2 separate regions of the Homo sapiens genome follow, and region 1 is linked to region 2. A link is an interaction called in ENCODE POLR2A ChIA-PET data of the cell type or tissue named here. Cell type or tissue: PC-9. All regions are shown on one strand. Links, peaks and the distances in the headings refer to the core of each region. The heading gives the core; the rest is flanking DNA.

The links. Peaks named below come from ENCODE experiments on the same cell type or tissue, not always from the same donor. Only the 100,000 strongest peaks of a DNase experiment are listed, where the experiment ranks them.
Region 1: POLR2A ChIA-PET joins it to region 2 with 9 read pairs; 2 of 35 experiments call an interaction of 5 or more read pairs at or near these places.

The regions. Positions count from the first base shown.
Region 1 is chr11:19,792,175-19,802,423 of GRCh38, reverse strand. All of the region lies in intron 1 of NAV2 (neuron navigator 2), which reads right to left. Among named protein-coding and RNA genes, the nearest start is that of MIR4694, 37 kb to the right of the region's middle. In PC-9, for the core only: no CTCF peak of the experiment used is centred there; no DNase peak of the experiment used is centred there.
Region 2 is chr11:19,588,674-19,601,647 of GRCh38, reverse strand. LOC124900310 (small nucleolar RNA SNORA1) reads left to right here and starts at 10,357; the gene lies at 10,357-10,492. It also overlaps a transcript of NAV2 not described here. In PC-9, for the core only: no CTCF peak of the experiment used is centred there; a DNase peak (open chromatin) is centred at 5,617.

The sequences.
Region 1 (10,249 bases), core at 2,250-10,249, 200 kb before region 2:
CTATACAGTGTGGCGTATTCCTCTAGGTAGTCTTTCTTTAGAAAAAAGAGCACAGGCGCTCCTGGAACCCAGAATCAGAGAATTCTGGGAATGGAAGAGGCCAGCCAAGCCCTCTAGCCCAATCCCACCCCTCCTTGATGCATGAATCCCTTGCACAAGCTCCATGCCAAGTTTCCCTAAACTGCCAGGGGTAAAGACCTTCTGACCTCCTATAAGAGCCATTTGACACTAATCTCAGAAAACTCTTCCTCCCACTGAATTGAATTTTGGTCCCAGTTTGGTGAAGACCCCCAGTGATTAATCCTTCTAGCCCTTCGGAGATAAAAGGTGGCATAGTGTCTCTTTCACGAGTCATAATATCATAAAAGAGTTTCAAATTCCTATAAATACTCTTCATAGAACAAAGCTTTGGTTCTCTCACCACCCTGGCTATTCTCCTCCGGACAAGGGTGATGATGGATAAGGTCAGCAATGATAATTATTAAAATAAAAGCAATGATTTTAGCTCTTATTAAGCACACACTATGTGGCATACACCGTACTACATGCTTTATATGCACTTATCACTGAATCCTCACAACAACCCTGGGAGTTCAAGACTATTGTCCTCTTAATTTCACATTTTGAAAAAATAGGAGCTCACAGGTGACGTAACTTGCCCAAGGTTACAGAGCTAGTAAGTGATAGTGCCGGGATTTGAACTCAGATTCAGCCAGAGACTGCCCTTCTTTGTCACTGTGCCTCCAGAAGATGGGGGCAGATTCCAGCTCAGCCACATCCTCCGAAAGTAGTCCCCAATGGTGTTAGCCTGGCTCATGATCCTCAGGGCTAGGAGGTCCATGTGCCTGACCCTATACTTCCACTTTCAGGTGGAGGCCGAAACTGCCTTGCTCTACTGAAAAGAAAAAGATCCAGGCAGACGTAAGCCTCAGAGAGGGAAGAGGAAAAGGAAAGTGGGAGGCAGTGAGGACACACTTTGTATCGTTTAGCAATCTGAAGCAATGCTGGGCTTGGAGAGGACACAGCAAAGGGAGAGGTGCCCAAGGAGGACAGCAAAGGGCTGGCAAAGGACTCTGCCTTTGGGGAGACCCAGTCAGTCAGTGCAAAGAGGAGAGGGGCAATCTGCTGCCCACAGGCAGGGGGCAGGCCGCACCACCACAGACTGACTACCATTTTCCATTCCCTAAATTGGGATGGGGTCCTGCTGTTGCCAAACTGGTTGGACTAAGTCACAGACAGTAAAAATGACCTGTCTGGCTGCCACATCCCTGATCAAAGCTGACTCATTTCAAAGGTGAACTGTCAGCAAGTTGGGAGATTGTAATCAGACAAGGAAAAATAAACTATAAGGTTACTTCGGGGGTTAAAATACAAAACCTCCCTAAAAAAATAAAGTTATCTGTTGTGCTTGCTTCTGAAATGTTCAGTCCTAACAACCTCATGAGGAAACTTATCAGGAACTAATTAAAGAATACATCTGGGTCCTGAGGTAAGACCTACTGTTCATTTGGCCTCATGCCTTGTCTAGGATGGGGAAATTTTCTGAAGCTTAAATAAATGACCCAAGGCTACAGACCAGACTGGGATCCCAGGTTTTTGGAGAACCCAATGTTGCTTCCACACACCTTCACATTTTAATCATGGTGTAATGAAAGCACAAAAGTTCCCAAAAGACACACACACATACACATATGTATCTATACACACATGCATACAAACACACACACACACACACACACACACACACACACCCATTCTCCTTTTTTTCTCTCTTTTTGGAAAAGCAAATAATCGCCAAGCTATCAAGTTGGAGCACACTAAGCTTGCATTTCAAGATAATTTGGTTTAAGATTCATTCAGAACCTGGATTTTCAGAGCAACATGATTTGGTCAAGAGAGGGATTTTTTTGAGCAGGTCCTAGGGTGTCTACTTAGAAATGGGAAGAAGAATTATTTTACATTTGATATGTTGAAGAGAATGAAGTTTTTCTTGCTTCTCAAACCATGAGAGACTTGAAAACTTCTATGAAGCCCATACATGTTCCCAGGAGGGGGCAGCCTTGCCTGGCCTCCTGGAAGCCAACTGGAATCCTCTATGTGAGACTGTGGGCTGCTCCCCAAGTGCTAGAATATCCAGAGAACCCCACAAAGCCCAGGCTTGTCAGAAGTGGGCCCAGCCCCACTCTCCCTATACAGAACTGCCAGCGAGGACAGCAAACTCTAGTGTGCAGGGAGGAACGTCAATCTAGCTAGTGGGGAGGACAGAGGTGTAGTGGGGGCGATGGATAGAAGAGGTTGGGAGAAGCACTGTGAAACCATCACTAATGTCATACCTGCATTAATCAAACAAAGTGTGTCAATTTAATAGAAGATGAGGGGCTCCCTTGAGCTCCAGGAAACTGCCAAGATGCATTTTCCTATTCAAGTTTGCAGCCCTGGGCTGAAACCCAGGGACAGTTAAAATAATTTCTCCATCAAATTACTCTTGTGAAAAGGAGCATATTCCAGCCTCCTAAATGATGAAAGTCACTTAAGTCCATATAAAGTAGAGTCTCTCAGGGCTCTGCTGTCCCCACCAATATATGTGGAATATAGCAAGGGGGAGGCAAAGAAAGGAAAGAACAGGGCAGGTGTGGGGGGTGGTGGGTTCCGAAAAGCACCCGCACACTTGACCTCATTATCTCTACTGCACTTGGGACTCTATTCCCTTAACAGTTTGCACATGCTCTGCAGGAAAAACAAGTAAATGCTGGACTGTCCTGGCAGGGGCAGGTGACAGACTTTCTGAAGCTCAAGGGCTGCCCAGGAGCTTCTGAACCAGCAGTTCTTCACCCCGCCACCCACCCTCCCCCTGCCCCCAACCGCACCACTATAACGGGCGTCCTGGCCAGTTGCAGCCCAGCACCTAATTTGGGAGATACCGGGTTCATTGTACAGGGCAACTGATTCCAAATCTCATGCTATCTGCCCACACTAAGATCCACTGGGTAGTTCTGTCTACTCACTTAGGGTTGTTGATTCTTAGCAGGTTTTGGTGACAGGGACACAACACTCAGCAATTGTAGAACTAACTCAGTGAAGATCTGTAATCTGGAACGCTCTCCTCACTCTTCCTTACCTTTCTAAGTCCTGTGAAAATGTTCTATGCTGGCAGTTCCCCACCTGTGGCCCAGAATCCCTGGAGTTCTTGAAGATGAAGCAGCAGGGTCTCTTGGAATTCATGTGGGCATAAGAACGCTTTCAATCAATCAGCGGGAAAAGGCACGTCTGCTAGTGTCGGCCCTCAATAGTTGCTGAAGTTGCTTCATGCCACTCTTCTGTTAGGACTTTCAATATCATCCTATTATCCTCAAGATAAAGTCCCAGCCCCTGAGACCTTGGCATGGTCTTGCAGGACCCAGCCTCTGCTCACCTCTTCTCCTTAACCACCTCATGCATTTCCTCTGAGCGGAGTGGAGGGGATGTGTGCTAAAGGGGTTACAAGAATACTGACTGGGGTAGTGCTGATATTTCAGATATGTAAATTTAGGGATTTTGTTTCCAAGAGTCCATAGATTCATAGGTCGAAGTCAGGCATTGCCAGGAAAACTACAAGCTTTGAAGTCAGCTAAACCTAGATTTTAAAATCTCCACCATCCACTTGGTAACACCAGGCAAGTTACATAATATATCAGAACCTCGGTTTTTCTCTATCTGTAAAATGGGAACACATGAAGGCAGCTATGAGATAACCCATGTAAAGCATCTGACACAGTATTTGACACGGTATCAGTTGCAGATCCCCAAAACCCCAACTCAGGCTTCCAAAGTCGAGTTAAACTAAAGCAGTACTTTATCCACAGTCAGAAACAAGCATGAGGGCTCCCCGTGGCCAGCCTCCCTTCCAACAACAAGTGTCATTTCTCGTCATCTTCATTCATGCACAAACCATCCCCTCCCCACATCTTTTTAAAGCCATTTTCCCACAGCAGAGGAGATTGGCAGTGATGATTTCAAACTAGATTTATGAAAACCCATAACTAGAAGATTAAAATTCCAAATGTCATCTAGATAAGATGGGCCAGATGCTTGGAGAACTGCAAAAGCTTCAAGCTCTCTGCACTGGCAGAGAAGTTGGAGCGGTCAAGCAGTCACGTCTGAGCACTTCTCTTGGTGAGGTGAGAAGGGAGTGCACTTCTGTCTATTACAGGAAAGAAGAGACACATTTTAACTAGACTGAGTAGGTACACTGCATCTCCTAGATGAACCATCAACTGGTGTTTGGTGTGGACTTCAATTCACTGGGAGACAACTGTGATCTGGGTTGGCTCACTGGTCTTCTCCTGGGTGGGTCTGGAATGTGTGTCTGTCTATGCTGAGGCCTTTACTGGAGACCAGAGGGAGGGAATCACACCATGGCCACTAGGAAAGAAAAGCCCTAGAGGCTAAATCATCAGACAAACATCAACTGACTTAAGCTGATCAGAACCATCTCCTACAGATCCCAACAAGCTGAAAAGGAAAGGTGAACAGTATTTCCAGAACTCATACCATACACATGCCCATCATGGTGAAAGCTTTACACCGGTGACTTCATTGAGTCCTCAGGACCACCTGAGGAGGGCCACTGTTATCCCTCCTGTACAGAAGGGAAAACTGGTGCCCAGGGAAGCTAAGAAAGATCTCCAGGTTCTATAAGCTCCCCACACAGAGTGGCAGAGTAGGGATTCAAAGCAGGTATTTCTGAATTCAAAAATCCATCCATTGTGCTAGAACTGGCTCGTTCCAACCAGAGCTGCCATATCTCATTGTCTGTGTCCACAGAAGCTGGCTTGCTCCCACTCACTGTCATGACCAGAGTATCTCTGGTCAGAAGGTCAATCAAATCTTCCACATCATGGTCAAGGCATTAAAAAATAGCACAGAAAAGAAAAAGAGAGAATGAATGGCATTTACAAGTTGACCCTTGGAAATAGTCTAAGATCAAAACTCTCCACAAGTGAGAGAAAAATGCTTTTAAGAACCTAGTCTTAGCCTTCTGAACTGTGCAATATGGGGATGGGAGGAGGTGGAGAACATAACTGCAGCTGAAATGGATGGCAAATGCCAACAGACAATAAAACCACTGGTGGCCATACTGAGAGCCTAAAACCACCTGAGATTCAGGAATTGTTAGGGAAAGAGTTCATGCTCTTTGAAAAGCCAATAAAGACCAGGAGGGGTGGAGGGGAAGTGGGGGGACTCATCTACTGCTCTTGTCTCCTAGCTGCTCTCTGATTCTGGCCTTTTCTCATGCCGACCAGGCCCACATTCTCCTGCTCGATCCTCTACATGCCTCCATCACATCACTCTCTCTCTGGCTCTCAAACCCGTGTGGGGGGCCAGTGACCCCTCATACCATTTGAGATAAAGTTCAGCATCCTTAGCCTGGCACTCAGGACTCATCATATCCCGGCCTCAGCCTCACCTGGGTTCAGCAATATGGAAATGGGAGGGGATGGAGAAGAAGGAAAGTGGGGGCCGAAATGCATGCCAAGTGCCAAGAGACAATAGAGCCATGGGGAGACTACCTAATCAGAGAAAGCGTGCAAATCTCAGCTACATGGTAACAAGCAGCAAGTACCAGCAAGGCCACAGGAAGAAGAGAACAAAATTGGCTTAATCTAACAATCTTGCAGAATTCTGCTCGGGGTGTGTAGGGGCATGTGGTAGTAAGGTTTGGATGAGAAAAAGTCAGAGATGGAGTAGTACAATGCTACCAACCTATCTCCACCAGCCTTCCCTCCACAGAGAGGTGGTGTGGCTTAGCGACTGGGCACACCAGTTTCAGGGTCAGCCTGACCTGTGTTTAGCATTATGGCTCAGCTTCCTAACAGCTGTGTGACCTTGTCAGGGAGGAAGATTACTAGGTTCTCTGAGGCTAAAATGGGAAGAAATCACATTCAGATGAAGAACTAAATTACTGCATGTAAAACGTTTTCAGTACAATATATGGCACCAAGAAAGGGTTCACAATAAAGAAGGTTGAGGATTTTCAAGCCCTCATGACAGCAGACAGGTTTGTTTAATTTGGGTTCTGTCAATAAGGTGCACCTGCATGAGGATTGAGGCAGAGGGCCCTCTTTCTTGCTGTAATAATACATATTAGGAGGGTCTGGTTGAACTCTTGGTTTCAAGGCCAAACTACTATAGCTGAGCACCCCTAGATCTAACTTCTGTTCTTTGTAACTTCTCATTTCTTTTCTTCCAGAAATTCTATAAGTATCCAATTCCCTGTATGAAATCTCTTCTTGTTTGAGGTACCAAGAATGGTTCCTAGTTCCTGGGCTATCCCCCCATTGATGAATTCCCTAATTTACTATTTAGCTCCTTAAGCTCAGTAACTATATAACACATTATATATATGCAGTTTAGTGCTTAGCCCTACTCTTAGGAGCTGCTCACTACCTGAGTCCATGGGAATCCAGATTCATTTTCATTCAGGAGCCAGCTAAACCTAAAGGGGTTTCTCAAAGCCACTACAGTCTGTGGAACTGACAAATGAAAGTATATATTGCCTAACCATGCCTATGGCCAAGGAGGGCTCAAAGTATCTATAAAACCTTTTGCTGGGCAAAGAAATAGCCACAATTTGTCCCATGGCAAACTGGAAGGACAAAGGCAGATCTGTCACTGAGACAAACCTTCATCACACTTTCCAATCAACATGAGGAGGCAAATTTATCACGAAGTTTAGACTAAAACTTTCTGACCATTATGTGAGCTTTAGTAGTTCCTTTGCTTTCCCATTCCCCTGTCTTCCTTTCTCTCTGATCAATAAGAGTTAGCCTTACTTTATAAATCTCTGTTTCACAAACTGCAGTAGATGAACTACTTATGGTATAATTTATAAGATTTCAGACTGTACACTGGTGAACATCTTAATAGCTATATATTTATTTTTATGATTACCTTCTATTTTGCCCAATATTGCTTTTGCATTTACCATTAGAATATTTTGTTTCCTCTTTATTTAAATTTATACAGATTAGGTAGTCAATTTGAAGGAAACAAGTAAATAAGGGACATAAGTGGTAGGCAAATATGGCAAAAATTCTAAATATGCCATGAGAATGATAAGCTTGGGTGACATTGACTTAAATCAAATCTTACAAATAAATGTTCTGGGGAATTCCAAATATCTAATCTATTTGGCTTATCAGGACAGCAGTATGAGATGGCTCTGAGAATGTTCACAACTCATTTTAAATAACTTCTGTCCCATTTCTCTTCTCAGGCCCTTGGGAATAGTTTGGTCTTACAGGAAAACTGTTAGAAAGAGTCATGAATTTCAATAGCCTTGCGCAGACTGTGGCACTGGACAGGTTATTCAACCTTGTTTGCCTGCACTCCTGTACCTGGGAAAGGAAGCCACTGAGTATGCTTACTCCATAGGGTACTGAGTAGGGCAGAAAGATGCCGCTAGGCCTTTTAAGTTAAATCATTAATTTCGATGATTGTCTTTATTGCAATTGTTTTCTTTAAATGCAGTTTTCGAGATATATATATTCCTGGAGTTGAGGGAGGGGAAAGGTTTGCAATAAATTATTCAAATAAATGAATATTAACTGGGAAAAGCCACAGAGCCATGGCTGCAGAGGTAAGTTTACCTCAAGAATACAAATTCACAATTATGTGAGGGAAAGGAGGTTGGCATTTTCTCTCTAGACATCCCATAAAAATGCTACTGGCACTTAGGTCCCTCCCCCTAAACCCATCACAAGAGGGCATAACAGGAAAGATTAGGAACAAAGCCAAGGAAGTAACTCCCTGCTAACAGGACAGGATGAAGCCACATTCTCTGTGGACCTACCATGGTCATTTTTAGCTCAGATGTCACAAAATATATCCTAGAATGTTTGAGAAGGGAAAAGGTCTTCTGGGGAAAATAGTTGTTATATTCATTGTAAATACCATATTGACTTAAAACAGTTTTTGAAGGGTGGGATCACACCTGTTTTGTAAGATATGAGTTGGGTTCTTCAGCAGCTATAAAGATGTAAGAGACTGGAAATCTACCCATAAGAGTAGGCTCTCAGAGAGGAAGTGAGAAAGATGATACATTATAACCAATGTGACAACGATATATGGCGTGTGGGACCCTAACAACAGTTGAGGGGGAGGAGGAACCATCGCTGGCTTAGATGGAGTGAGAAGAAAGCCTCCTTACAACGCCGAGCACAGGCGTTCCTTTTCAGAGGACCCTGCTCAAGTCATTTGTCATTCATTCATTTGACAAATATTTATTAGGCCCTACCTTTGAACCAGATATTCTGTGAGGTACCAGGAATTCAGTAGAAAATAATGCAGACATGTCCCTATGTCATGGGGCTCATCTACAAGTTGAGTGAGGCAGATGATAAACAAGTAAACATACCCCTAAACGAGGCGATTTCAGTTTGTGATGTACCCTGAAGGAAGTGTGTGGTAGACATGAGGTAGGGACTGAAGTGGACACTGTGGTTGGGGGTCCCGGCGGCCTCTCCGAGGATAAAATGAGAAGGAAGCATCATGTGAAGAGCCAGGCAAGAATATTCTGGAAAAGCAGAACAGCCAAGGCAAAGGCCCTGAGGTGGGCGCCTGTGGCTGAGAAAACAAGAAACTTGAGATGATATCAGGAGGAAGGCAGCGGCCAGATGATACAGGGCACTCCAGGCCAGGACAGGGGAATCGGATTTTATTCTGTTTCCTTGAGTAGCCAGGGAAAGGTTAAAACAGGGCACGACACAATCTGATTTAAGTTTTCCATAGGCCACTCTGGCCACCTATGGGGAGAATGAACAGAGAGGCAGGGCTGGGAGCAGAAGCAGGAAGCCCAGGCTACTGGAACAGTCCAGGTGCAAGAGGCCCAGGCTAGGTGACGGCAGCAGAGACAGAAGGAAGTGAAGAAAAGCAGTTGACAAAGAGTGCTAGTGCTGGGCATGCTTTGGCACCGAATCAATGCTTCCCCAGTGAATACATTATAACTTGGCTGGAATTTTAGCTGATTTGATTGGCTTTTCTAAATTCAATCATCATAAAAGTTAAGACAAGTATACACATATCCAATGGCTCTAAATCAGAGATGGAAAACAAAAGACATCTTCAAACTTGACAATAATCAGCTGTTGTGATACATGCACTGAGACAAATCCAGGGCAGCACCTCCATCCATCCTTTCTTTCTTTCTTTCTTTCTTTTTTTTTTTTTTTTTTTTTTTGAGACAGAGTGTCACTCTATCGCCAGGCTGGAGTGCAATGACATGATCTCGGCTCACTGCAACCTCTGTACCTGGGTTCCAGCAATTCTCCTGCCTCAGCCTCCTGAGTAGCTGGGATTACAGGTGCCCACCACCATGCCCAGCTAATTTTTGTATTTTTAGTAGAGACAGGGTTTCGCCATGTTGGCCAGGCTGGTCTCGAACTCCTGACCTCAGGTGATCCACCCACCTCGGCCTCCCAAAGTGCTGGGATTATAGGCATGAGCCACTGCATCCAGCCTCTTTTTTTTTTTTAATGGCTCACTCAAAACTGAGCTGTCAGGCGCTCCCTGTCTTCCACTGCCTTCCCTCCATCCCCCATCCCTCACAACCCAAGTCTCAAAGTTAAGCACCTAAAACCTCCCCCAGAACAAACTGTAACTTCCAAGGAAGAATGTGCTCTGGCATGATGCTTCAGTAAACCCAGAAGGCATGCTGAGATAAGAGTATTAAGAGTACCTATTAATGAAGCCGGAAGTTTCAAATAAAGCAGAAGAGATGTCCCAAAGGGAGACATAAACCAGAGCCTGCATCCAGGCAGAGTCTGAGTGAGTTCTGTAATTGCTGGCAGGTTTGCAGAGAAGGCCTTTTCCTCCCAGCTTCCTCAAACAGCAGCAGTGTCACAGCAGCAAGGAGGAATAGAGGTTTTCTCTTTCCCTCTGGAAGCGTGAGGTGCATACAGTTAGGACACGGATCTTCAATGGGCTCAGAAAAACCATTCTCATTTACCAAGAGTGCTCTCCCCTGCAGCAGACCAGGGTGTCAGGCTTGGTACGAGGAGCCAATGGGCTGGCCAAATCCTTCGGAGGGCAGGAGGAGGGGGCAATGCCCCCCACTACTTAGAACAAAATCCCCCTGGCAGTGAGAGCTTTGACTTCCAGAAGAAATTATGGGAGAAGGGAGAGGCAAAGGGACCCATGACAGGAAGGAATGTCACTGGCACAGAGCTCCTAAAGCCTGGGACCTGGACCTAAGTATATGTGTGTTGGAGAG
Region 2 (12,974 bases), core at 2,293-10,292:
CATGCCAGTTTTCCCCCAAACTGAGCTCTTCAACCAAGAATCAATCTTGTTCTGCCTGTTCCCATTTCCCCATTACCAGATGGGGTACCATGTCTGGGACCACAATGGATAAATAAATGAATAAAGGAAAAAATGCCACTCAGTTATGCCCACAAGAAACTTATGGTCAGGGTAGGAAGCCCAGACTGACACACATACCCAAGAGCACCATCCAAAAAGGACCAAGTAGAGGGCTGCTCTGAGTCCAGGAGGGGAGGCCGGAGGGCCACTGCGGAGGCAAGGGAAGGAGAAATTGTAGAAGTGGGGTGTGGGAGATGATCACTGGACCAGGCAGAAGGCAGGGTGGAAAAGGGAGGATGTTCCAAGTAGGGTGTAGGGGCAGTAGGGAGGAGGAAGCAGCAGCAATTGGGGTATGTGATAGAGATAGGGCCTGACTTTGAGCAGAAGTTTGCAGGCAGGAGCTCTGAAGGAAGGGATCACTGGGCCAGTCCTAGGCTTTGGGTAACTCATCCACCTAGCTGACACCCATCCAGACACTGTGCCCAGTGCCAGGTGTACAGAGATGACAGATAGCAGAATTCAAAGACCAGGCTGAAGCTCTTGAGAGAACAAGACTGTATCTGCTGTTCCAAGGAGGAGAAATAGTATATAAACAAAGCTTCTGTGGAGCACTTTACAGTTTAGAAAGTGCTTTCTCATGTATTAATGATTACAAAGTCACATGGTATAGTAGAAAAAGTGATGCTGCTGCAGAAAGCCTGAGTTAAGATCTTGCCTCTACCATTTGCTGGCTATAAAACCTTCAGCTAAGAACCTCCTTGAGCTTCAATTTCTTCATCTGTAGGATAACACCAGCTAGTGTTTATTGAACACCTAGTATATGCCTACTATTATAATTGCTTTTATGTGTATTAACTTATTTGATCTTCAAAAACAATACTACAAAGTAGTTACTATTGTTATCCCCATTTCGCAGCTATAGAAATTGAGGCTCAAGGAAGCTAAGAAACCCGCCCAAATCACACAACTACCCAGCAGAAGAGGTGAGATTTGAACCCAGTTATTCTGGCTCCAGAGTCCATGTTCTTAGCCACAATGCTGTACTGTAGATGATGACAGCAGCCCCTCCTCAAAAGTTTTGGGGGATCAGTAAGATTAATACACATGTAACTGGCTAGAGGTTATAGGTAAATATTGGCAACTGTTATAATTTTATCCAGTGCACACAATGTTAGAGCAGTTGGTTGCTTTAGCAGATGCTGTTGACAACCTGTCATGTTCCCTTGGCTTAGCCTGGAGGTCATTCACAGACAGTAGGCATGTCCCTCACCTAGGGACATCCTGTCTCTGAGAGATTCTTGTGCATCAAACAGGGCAGGCCAGAAGTGCTGGGGTTCTCATATCCCAGGAGAAAACCACACCCAATGAGGCAGATGAGTTGGTGCATAAACACCCCAGCTTCTTTGTTCCTCCATGGGACAATTCTGAGGTAGGTCCAACATAGTCCTTCAGAGGGCCCCTGTGGGATTGAGCCCAGCTGCCCATTATAGTAACCCACCCATTAGCACACCTTTTATTGGCTTTCTCCTCGCTGTCTCACTCCCCACTCCCTCACAGTGCTTCCTGGAATCACTTCCCAAATAAACTACTTGTACTGAAATACTTACTTCACAGTCTGTGTTGGAGGATCCAAACTAAGACACGGATGCAATTCAGTTTGGAGAGAGAGAAAAGGAAGAGATATACCCATTGAGGCTTGAGATTTTTCTGGGCAGATACTGCCAGGAGAAGAGCATCAGCCCTCGTAGTGAAGGGAAACGTTCCCAGTAACTAGAAAAATGGATCAGCCCTCCCTCATGCTGTTTCTCAAACAGAATAGCCCCTTCACCCACATTTCACCTGACACTTCAAAAAGATTGGCCATCAAGGGATTCTGGCAAGAGCCCTGATGCCTCTGGAGTAGATTACAGAAGCATTCCTTGAAACCTTAGGATGTGAGCATAAAATAAACACAAATAAGCTCCCCTTGTCTAAATAAACCAAGGTACAGTTTGATGAGGCAGTTTTCGTTTTCTCCCTACCCCTTCCACACTTCTCTCCTCAAAGGCCAGGCTTGTTTGCTTACTTATTTAATACTAAACCCTTTGTACCTTCAAAGAACGCCTTTGTGTCTGAGATGAAGTGGAGCATTTCTGCCTGCTGGACACAATTTTCCAAATGAACCTCCAAACACAGAGTAGCCCAGATTATTAACAATAAGACAACCTCGCAGGTTGGCCGGATGGATGAAATGAACAGGAGGTAAGAAGGAAAACATGAAAAAGGATGGATTTTCAGCAGGTTTTTCCAGCCAAACCATTTGCAATTCCACTGGAAAGGATTCTCAGGGGGAAAGAAACCAAAGAACATGGTGAGAAAAAAAGCAAATTACTGGCTCAGCAGTGTGACATCTTCCCTTGACAAGTTGGGCATGAGGAAAGAGAGAAAGACAAGTTGGGCATGAGGACACATTGAAAAGGACCAACGCTGGCCAGCATGATGGCACAGAGGGCTTTGTCACCTCCAAACGTGGGTGGCCTGGGCCACAGTCCTAGGCTGGGCTCAGAAGTGCCCCTGCCATTTCATCCATCATGGAAACTGCACAAACACTAAGAACAGAGGCATTTGACTGGACCCAGACATTTCAAATGGGGGGAAGCTTTCAGAGAACACAGTTGGAACCAAAAATCAACACAAGGATCACCAAATGCACACACACACACACAGGCCATAAAAGAACGTATTATGCAGAGCCAACTAAAGAAAAATCACGGGGGATATTTGCATTGTGAAGCATCCCATTCTCTAATGGGTCAAGTCCTTCCCATAAGAGGCCGGATAACCTACTGGTCAAAAGCTTGGTGGTGGAGTCAAACTCCCTGGGAGAGAATCTCCCTAGCTCTGCCACATATGGGCTGGGTGACCTCGGGCAAATTCCTTAATCTTTCTGTGTGCTTCCATTTCCTCATCTGCAAATGAGGGCTGATAGTAATAATTATATTAACCTCAGAGCATTGTCTGAGGTTAAATGAATAAATACATATACATCACCTAGAAGAGGGTCTGGCATGCCCAGCACATGTTAGCTCTGATCACTACATAACTTCAGCAGACAATAACTCATCAGCACTACAATAGCTTCCCAGGTACAATAGGATAAAAGTTAAAAAGACAAAGCAGCATAAAAGCAGGTCAGACTGAAAAAGAATTCCCTGAAGCTAGGAAACTACCTTACTTCAAACAAAGCACAGTGACCGTCTTACCTGTGTACAGTTTCCTCGGCTCACGGATGGCTACTCGCTGTGGGTGCCACAAGTGCAGTGTGAGCTCTGAGGACCCCCTGGCACCCCCAGGTTCTCTTTGGCATGCTAGAAAGGTCTGTTGGACTGCAGATCAGAAGTGTGGCTGAGGCTGGGGCACTGCCCTTGCAGAAGAGACGGCACACTCCCTCCCCTCTCCCTGCTCCCAAAAGCCGCTCTTCCATCTGGCTGTGCCTGTCACTGTCAGGGGGCGGCGGCATCTGCCTCTGAGCTGGTCAGTGGCTGGGGCCTGGCCCCCCAGGGCAGCAGAAGGGCATGCCATTGGCATGGGTCATAACTGGAGGCCAGCTGCCCCGTGGTCTCTCTGTGCAGAGAATGCTATGTCCCAGACCCACCTGCCCTTGAGAGCAGGGCCCCATCCCTGTCCTTAGCTCAAGACAGGGGCCCAGGATTTTCTTTACAGAGGTGAGAAATGGCCACGGCCATTCCTCCACTCATCTCAGACAAACACACGCACCCCAGTGAAACTCGCAGTTCTGTGCAGACATTCCTCACGCATCCCCGATCCTCCCCACCTCCTTCAGCTAAAAATGCCCACTTGTTTAGACTTCCGCAGCTTGGGCATGAAGCTGGAATTAAAACAGAGACAAAGGTCCACTATCAGTAATTATTTCTGAAGTAACAAGCAACTAATTGGGACTTACTGTTATTAAAAACCTATACGGCAGGCAGTAATTAAACTGCAGCTAATGAGAATTTCTGCACCAGGCTCTGCAGCCACCACATGGCTATTCTCCTCATCCTGGGTGGAAGGGACTGTTGTTGGAGGAAATAAATGGCTTCTTCATAGCCCTCCAAGAGATATTAGTCATATTGGAGATTTCTGCCCCAGGGAAGTCAGTAGTAAGATGGGGCAGCGAGGCAAGACAAGGCATAAATATGAGAAGCCCAGGAACACATGGAGGTTTCTAGATTGGCTGCTATTATCCTCTGGATGGTGACATCATGCCTCTGGGAAATGGCTGTGGGATACTGTCAAGTCAGTAGGAAAACAGCTGAATCAACTCTTTCATAAATAGATTTATTGAGCACTTCTTATGTGTTAGGAGCTCTGGGAGATGCATTTATATACATTATTTCATTTACTCTTCCTAACAGCCTGAGGAAGGAAGTACCACTAGGCCCTGTTTTACAGATAAGGAAACTTGGCTCAGAGAGACAAAGTCACCTATGGAAACTCACCTGGTTGCTGAGCAGAGTGAAGCCAGAGTTGGATCCAGAAGGAAGGAAAAACTTGGAGTCACATTCTTGCATGCAATACAGCAAAGGGAGGCAGTTGGTGGAGTCAGGGGGGCCAGCTAGGTGTGGCCACCTTCTAGCCTCCTGGTGAGCTTGTTTAGCTACCAAAACATTCTGTGCCTCCGTTTCTGCATCTGCAGAGTGGGGATAGTTATACCTACCTACTGGGTTTGCCGTAAAGACGAACAGCCTGCAGATGAAGTGTTTAGCCCAGGGCTTGGTGCATGGTAAACACTCAATAAAGTCCAGTTGTTATTCTAGGTGCTCTACAGATGCTCTCGGAAGTAGTGCCATCATTTGCTGAAACTCATTGTCTGAGCATGGCAGAGGTTTTGTAATAATGAAAGCTGTGGAAGTCTCAGCAAACAGTGTCTGTCTGCCTGTGTCCCTTGGGAAGGGGGCAGACAAACCCAGCGAGCTGGTTCTGCTCTGAGGCCACTGCCCTGGTGTCCGGGGCAGTGGGAGGCTGGCCAAGCTCCCAGACAGCCTGTCTCGGGCCTGGAGCACAGAGCCGTTGCCTCACCAGCTTGTAATGAACTGCGTCTCCATCCTGATTAGGGGAACAATCCTCACACAGAGAGACTCAGGGGAAGGAAATGACAACGTTGTGGGGACAGGGTATAACCTCACCTCCCAAGGAGGAGCTGGCTTCTGGGGAGCCGGTGAATTGAAGGTCACAGCCCAAGATGGTGCCCATCCCCAGGGAGGAGGCTGAGCAGATTCCACTAGGGCAAGTCTAGGATTTAAGAAATGTGCTAGGTTCAGCCAGGCCTCTGTATGCAAGCCTAGAAGGTAGCAGCTCATAGGCTCTGGTTTGCCAGAAAGGGCACACAAGGAAACCAGCCTTCCCTGGGCACCTACCCCATATCATTCCCCATGCCAGCCTTATGACATCAACATTGTCCTATAAAATAGAATTTTAGAGCACTGTCTTTTCCAAAACCGTGGGTTGCAGCCCATTACTGGGTTATGAAAACAATTTAGTGGGTGACTAATACCATTTTTAAAATAACGTGATTAATAAAAAAAACAGAAAATTTCAGAGTGCACTGCACGTGGTACAGATGAGTATTGTTTTAGGAATCTTTTATTTATTTAGTGTAAGTGTGTTTGGGAGCGGAATTGTGATATAAAATACATTTTTTACTGAGAATTATGGTCAAAACTTCTCGAAAGAATGCAGGCTCTGGCCAGGCATGGTGGCTTATGCCTGTAATCCCAGCACTTTGGGAGACCAAGGCAGGGGGACTGCTTAAGTCCAGATGTTTGAGACCAGCCTGGGCAACATAGTGAGACCCCATCACTAAAAAAAAAATTTTTTTTTTTTAATTAGCCTTCATGGTGGTGTGTCTGTGGTCCCAGCTACTCGGGAGGCTCTGAGGTGGGAGAATCACTTGAGCTTGGGTGGTTGAGGCTACAGTGAGTCATGATCGTGCCATTGCACTCCAGCCTGGGCAACAGAGTGAGATCCTGTCTCAAAAAATAAAAATAAAAAAAGAATGCAGGCTCTGAAATCAGACTGACTGGAGAACCTTGATCAAGTTGTAAAACCCCTCTGTGTCTCAGTTTCCTCATCTATAAAATGGGGATAATAATAGAACATTTCATAGTGTTGTTGCATGAAGTAAATGAGTTAATATTATAAAGTGCTTAAAGTGGTGTAGCAGACACTGCTAGCATTCATCAATTTCCCCTCAGCCAATCTCAAAGCCCCATACAGATAGTTCAGTTCCTTGTATGTGCCAATGCCTTCCTGAGTCTTTCTCCTGAGGATGCTCCCTGGTCATGGTTACATGCTTAGCCCAAGGACAGGGCAGGTCAAAGGTGTGGTGGAATGAATGCCCCAGGAGTGACCCTCCACCAATAAGGACTGGAAGATGGTGGATAAACACAGCAGTGGAGATTCTGAGGTGTGTTTCTCAGTCTCTAAGAGGATGTCCAGTGGGACTGAGCCCCCATTGCCCACCAAAATGACTCCTCCCCATCTCACTTCCCTGTTCTCTCACATCGCTTCCTGGGATCCCCTCCCATATAAACTTGCACCTAAGTCCTTGTCTTGGTGTCTAATCTTAATTTTGATGAACTTAAGCAGATTCTGACACAAAGTAAGTGCTTGATAGATGTTAGTTATTACTAATCACGTTCATCTTGAGAGAGGATCTTTGCAAGTGCTTTATGTGCAATATCTCATTTAATCCTCACACCAAGTCCACAAAGTAGGAACTGTGATTGTCCCCATTTTTCAGATAAGAAAACTGAGGCTTAGCAAAGTTAAGCACGCTGCTCAGGTTTACATAGCTAGAAAGGAAAGAGTTCCACTCTGAACCCATGAGTGTTACCAATGCCCCTGTTCTCCACCTCTCCTCTCTATTTAATCTATACAATCACTCTGCCAGCCAGCTACTGTGGTCACTCCCATTTTACAGATATGGAGATGGAAAGCCCAGGGAAATTATTTGCACTCAATTCCTGCACTATTCACTACCATGTTGGGACCGACAACTCATATCCTGACTCGTTACTGTGCTTTCCATGACAGCAGCAGCAGCAGCAGCCTGCTTCTATGTGCCCTGGATACAGAAGACACAGGAGAAATCCCTTCTTTAAAAAAAAAAAAAAAAGTCCCCGAAGTAGAAACCAGCCAGCTACCATCAAACCTTGCAGCACAGGAGAAAGGTAGGATGCGGTTGAAAAGAGACACAATTTTCAAAGACTTAGTGAAACTTACAGAAACTTAATGACACAGACAGATAGAAATCTGTTCTAGTGCTTGAGCCTCAACTCCTCAACCTGGTAAATGGGCCGATGACCTGGTACGAAGTCCCTCTACTCATTGCTGGCCTTCACTTTCAGCTCCTCTTCCTTATCTCCAACAGCCCCACCATGCAACCAAGGTACCTAGAGCTACTGTACCTTTGGTCTGAGCTCCATCTGCATGAAATTCACTGTGATGTTTCCCTGGAAACCTGCTGTGTGCCACACAGAGTGCTAACCTCTCAGTGCCCTAACTTCCTCATCTATTAAATTGGGATAATCCTAGTATCTTCTTCATGAGTTGTCGTGAGGATTAACTGAGCTAATTGTGCAAATCCCATAGCTGGCAAAGGACCCATATCTAGCATATATAAAGAATACTCAAAACTCCACATTAAAAAACAAACAATCCAACCAGAAGATGGGTAAATGACATGTAGAGACAGTTTACTGAAAAGAATATACAGATGGCAAATAAGCAGTGAAAAAATGTTCAACATCACCAGCTATTAGGGAGATGGAAAGTCAGACCATGAAAGGTGTCACTACATACCTTTTAGAGCAGATAAAATTAAAATAGTGGCAACACCAAATTCCAGCAAAGATGTAGAGACACTGAATCACTCACACATTGCTGGTGGGAATGTAAAATGGTACAGCCACTCTCGGAAAGAGTTTGACTTCCTTCCTAAAACACTAAACATATACTAACCATGTAACTCAACAATGGCACCCCCAAGCATTTATCCCTGTGAGATGAAGACTTATATTTGAAATAAAAATCTATACACAAATATTTATAGCTGCTTTATACGTCAAAGCCAAAAACTGGAAACAACCCAGATACTTTTCCTGGTTAAACCATGGTCTGTCAGTCAGTCATGTATCAGTGGTATATCGGTGTGTATCAGTGGTATATTGGTGGCATATCCATGGAACAGAACTCACCAGGAACAGAGGAATGAACTATAGACAGACAACCTGAATGGATCTCAAAGACATTATGCTGAGTGGGAAAAAAACAAAAGCCAAGCTTAAAAGGTCACATACTTTGCCATTCTACTTAGATAACATTGTTGAAATGACAACATTTTGCAGATAGAAAACATACTAATGGTTGGTTGCCAGGGGCTGGGGGTGGCGGAAGGGAGAGGGGTGGGTATGACTCTGAAGGGGCTGCACAAGGGAGATCTTTGTGGACAGGGGAGAGTTCTGTATCTTGATTGCGGTGGTGATTGTGTAAGATTCTCACAATTTTACACAAGTGAGAAAAGGACACAGAACAATACTCACACAGTCAATTGCCTGGTTCTGAAACTGTACTATAATTACATAATGTGTAAACATTGGAGAAAACCAGGTGAAAGGGACCTCTCAGTTCTATCTTTACATGGGATCTCTCAGTACCATCTTTGCAACTTCCTGCAAATCTATCATTATTTCAACATTTTTAAAAATGTTTTAAATGAACTACTTGTAAAAAGCTTAGAGCAGTGCCTAAATGAGCACTTAGTCAATATCAGCTCTCATTACTATTATTTTATTTTCATTGTTACTTCATACAAGTCATCTTAGTTAATGCTAACAATAAACTTGTTATCACAAGTTTTTAAAAATCCCTATTTTACAGGTGGGAATAGGGAAACTCAGACATATTAGATAACTTGTCTAAGTTTGCTTACCCAGAGAGACCTAGGAATTAAAAAGCCCAAGTTCATGGACTTCCCCCAAACATTCAACTATGAAGACCAGTAAGATAAAAATCTTTGCCCACATCAAGCTTTATAACATAGTGGGGGCAATGACAAAAATATAATTCAAATTCAAGTGGAATGTCACATACTGATCTATGGGAGGACAGGAAATGGAGGAATAAAAAATTCTGAGGTGATCTAGGAAGGCTTCCTAGAAGAGGTGGCATTTGGAATTGTTTTGAGGATTGAGTAGATTAGTAGGTGTGGAAAGAAGGCAGTGATGCAGGAAAGGGTATTCCAGGCAGAGAGAACCTGATCATTAAGCGGTGGGAGTGCTTAAACAACAGTAACAAGCCCAAGGTGGCTGAAGCAGCTGGTATGTGACCAGAGGAAGATGCAGATGAAGGACAAGCAGAGGATAGTCAATGAAGATAGGCGCTGAATGAGCAACAAATCAATATTGAATCAATCAAAGGGATGAATATGGGTGCCTCTATGTGGCCTGCTTCAAGCTAGATTCAATGATGATCCAAACGTACGTGGATGCTGGCCATGCAGATGTTATTCTGGGAGGGAAGATCAATAAGTGTGATAGGGGTCAGGACTTAACTGTAGATGGGGCTTGTCTCCTTAGCTTTTGCTCATTGTGGCCTCCATAGCCTGCCTTGGAAGCTGAATGGCCAATGTCTAAAGTGCATGTGCAATTATGACAGCGTCCACAACAAGCAGCCAGCCATCTGTATATGCTGAAAAGCCAGGCAGAACTCTGCTGTGGGTCTTGGGGTCCCAGGAAGCAAAGAGATCTTCCATTTCAGGACCTCAAGATAAAGTTTCTCAAGGTCCTCCCAAGGCTAAGCCCTAGCAGATACTGAAGGCAAACCCCTACTTTTTGTGGGTTATAGGGTCCCACAATGGTTGTTCTGGACCGTGGAATTTTATCTTTCAAGTCCTGATCCCTATCACACTTACACTAATTGATCTTTCCCCCTAGACAATAACATCCGCATGGTCAGGATCTACATCTGTTTGGGACATCACTGAATCCAGCTTGAAGCAGTTCACATAGAGGTGCCCATATTCAGATCCCTTTGATAGATCCAATATTGATTTGTTGGTCATCTGCTATTCTCAGGTTAGAGGTGAGGAAATAAGACTGTTCCTAAGTAGAGAAGAGACAACCATGGCACACTGCACAAAGGGCAATGACAGTGCCTGACCATCTAGACAAAAAAGAATGAGAAACTATCCTGGACCGTGACAAATGAAGGCAGTCACATATGCATAGCTTATCCTAAGAACTGTGAAGGTGATGCCCCATTCTCAAAGAGAATAGGCACTGTTGATCATGCGATCCAGAGATTGTTAATGGGGCTGCATTGAGAAACAAGCTATGTTTCCATTCACAGCAAACACATCGCAGTGGTGACAATGAGACCTGTAACATTTCTGCTAAGGTCACGAGTGAAAATGGGATGCAACACAACCTCAACATTAGAAAAATATTAAAGAATAATGCATTTTTGCTCATTAGCCAAAATAACAATATGCTTTCTACAATTCAACTGCTAGGGCCCTAAAGTGAATTATTTGAAGAATTAGACCCTAAAGATTCTGTATAGGAAGTTTTTAAAGTATTTCATCAGTATGTCTGTATTGAAGTGGAGACAAAAGAAGCCCAACTAAGATGGACAGAAGGACTGTGGATTCAGCATGAATCTCTAGAAAGGCCTATCTTGAAGATAAATCTTGACTCAAGATTTGGAGGAACTAAGATGACCCTGATGGGCAGTGGAACGAATGACAACATGTAAAATTCCTTAAATAAAAATGTATTGACTTAAAGAAAAAACCATAATGGTGGTATTTGGTTGTTTGTGAGCTTTTGCAGTCAGGATTGTTGCTCAAATACCTTCCTCACTTCTCCATATCTGCCCTGGTTTGCCTTTACCACACTGTCCCCCAGGGCCTGGCTCAGTTGATGCTTTTGGAAAATGGATTTTGAGCTGTAAAAGACAGCTTTTCCAGATATAAACTCAAGCTTCTGAAGCAAGAATTGGATTAAAAGGAGCAACCGAAAAGGACCTCAGAGATCCTCTGGGACAATTGCTTTTAATCTGGGTTTCCTGGAGCTTAAAGGTTCTGCAGAGGTGCCTGGGGTGCGGGGAGCTGGGAGGCAGTCCTGGGTAAGGGGGATGCTAAAGTGGCAAGGCTCAGGGTCTCCACCTTCCAGCCAGAAGAGCTCAATGTGACCTTTTTCACCCACTGAAGTTCCAAATCTGTTAGGAGAAAGATTCCAAGGTTTAAGGTTTAAAACCCCCTAAGCTAGTCCAACACCATCATCGTATCATAATTTTAAAAATAGCTGATTTTGAGTGTTTAGTGTGTGCCAGGAACCGTTATAAATGCTTTACATGCATTACCTCATCTAATCCTCGCAGCAGCTCTAAAAGCTAGGTACTATTATTATCTCAGTTTTACAGAGGAGAAAACGTCGGCACAGTGGTTAAGTAATTTGACCAATGCTCGCAGATCACAAGCGAGGAAGCCTAGCCTGGGACCCACACAGCTGGTTCCTGAGCCTACACAATTCACCACTACACAAGACTGAGGAAGTTGAGGCACAGAGAGAGGCAGGAACTTGCCCCAGGCCCCACGGTGAGCTCAGGGCTGAGCCTAGGCTGGAATCCCGCCTCCTGTGCCCTCTTGGATGCTTCTTCCTCCTGACATTCCCCTTCCCTCTCTCCTTCTCTACCCTACAGTGTGCCTTCTGGAACCAACTTACAGGTGGCTTTAAATAGACCATCCCTTGGTTACCAAGCATCTGTGCTCCCACGCTGGGAGCAGCTGAAGGAGATGGAGCTGTGATGGCTGATCGGCTTCTAGGCCCCCATTCTGAAAGGGGCTGTGGCTCTCTCTTGGCTGGAGCCTCACTTCCCACCTGCTGCTCTAGATACATAGAGGCCCTTCACCATTTGCATGCTGTCTATCCAGGCTCACCTACACATGCTCTTGCTATTGTGGATATGGATATGCCCTGTTCCTTTGACCATGCCATTCCCACTGCTGGGAATCCCTTTCCCGCTTTGTCAGCCTGGCGTACTCCTCCTCAAATGTCCTTTTTCCAGGGCCCTGACCTTCCTGACCTCCCTTCCAAGGCAGAATCAACCACACCTTCCCCAGCACTCTCCACATCACAGCACAGATCACTCCGAATTGTAACCACTGATTGAATTTATTTCCTTGATTAAAAATCATGCAGGTGGTCCCATTTTTCCTTTGGTAAAGTCAGGATAGCTCCTACAATCTGCCTCTGGTTAAGCTGGGAGGTTTTTTTTGTTTGTTCGTTTGATTGGTTGGTTGGTTTTTTGTTTGTTTTTTTGTCTTCCTGAAATTCTGTCATTAAATTGATAAACTGTTTTGTAACCATATCATCTTAGGATCCAAGAAATACAGGACTTCTCTGTCTCCCTCTAGACTGTGAGCTCACCTGGGTTGAGGGCCGTGATTCAATGTCTCTGGACACCCAGGAACCAGCACAGAGGAGGCACAGAGGAAGGACCAGGTATGGTGAGTCATGGTGCTCAGGGGCTGGACGGTGCCCTCTGTGCCCAGATCTCCATGGGAGGCATCCCAGAGGCCTAGGAGAACCCCAGCCATCTACCAATTGCCCATTGAGTTCATGAAACTACCTTATGATATGCAGAAAGAAACATGGGCAAGGACAGCAGGCTTCTTTTTCCCCCTCTAACCTGGCACAAATGAGGCTGACCAAGCCCAGCAAGATTCCAAACCACATCACACCCCATGCTCTGACTCCTTTCTTTTTTCTTAGAGATAGCTACCATTGTTGGCTTGTTCCTAGCAGTTAGCTCTCTTAAATTCTTTATTTCTAAGAGAATTTTCCAGCAGGTCTTCCACCATTTTCTAT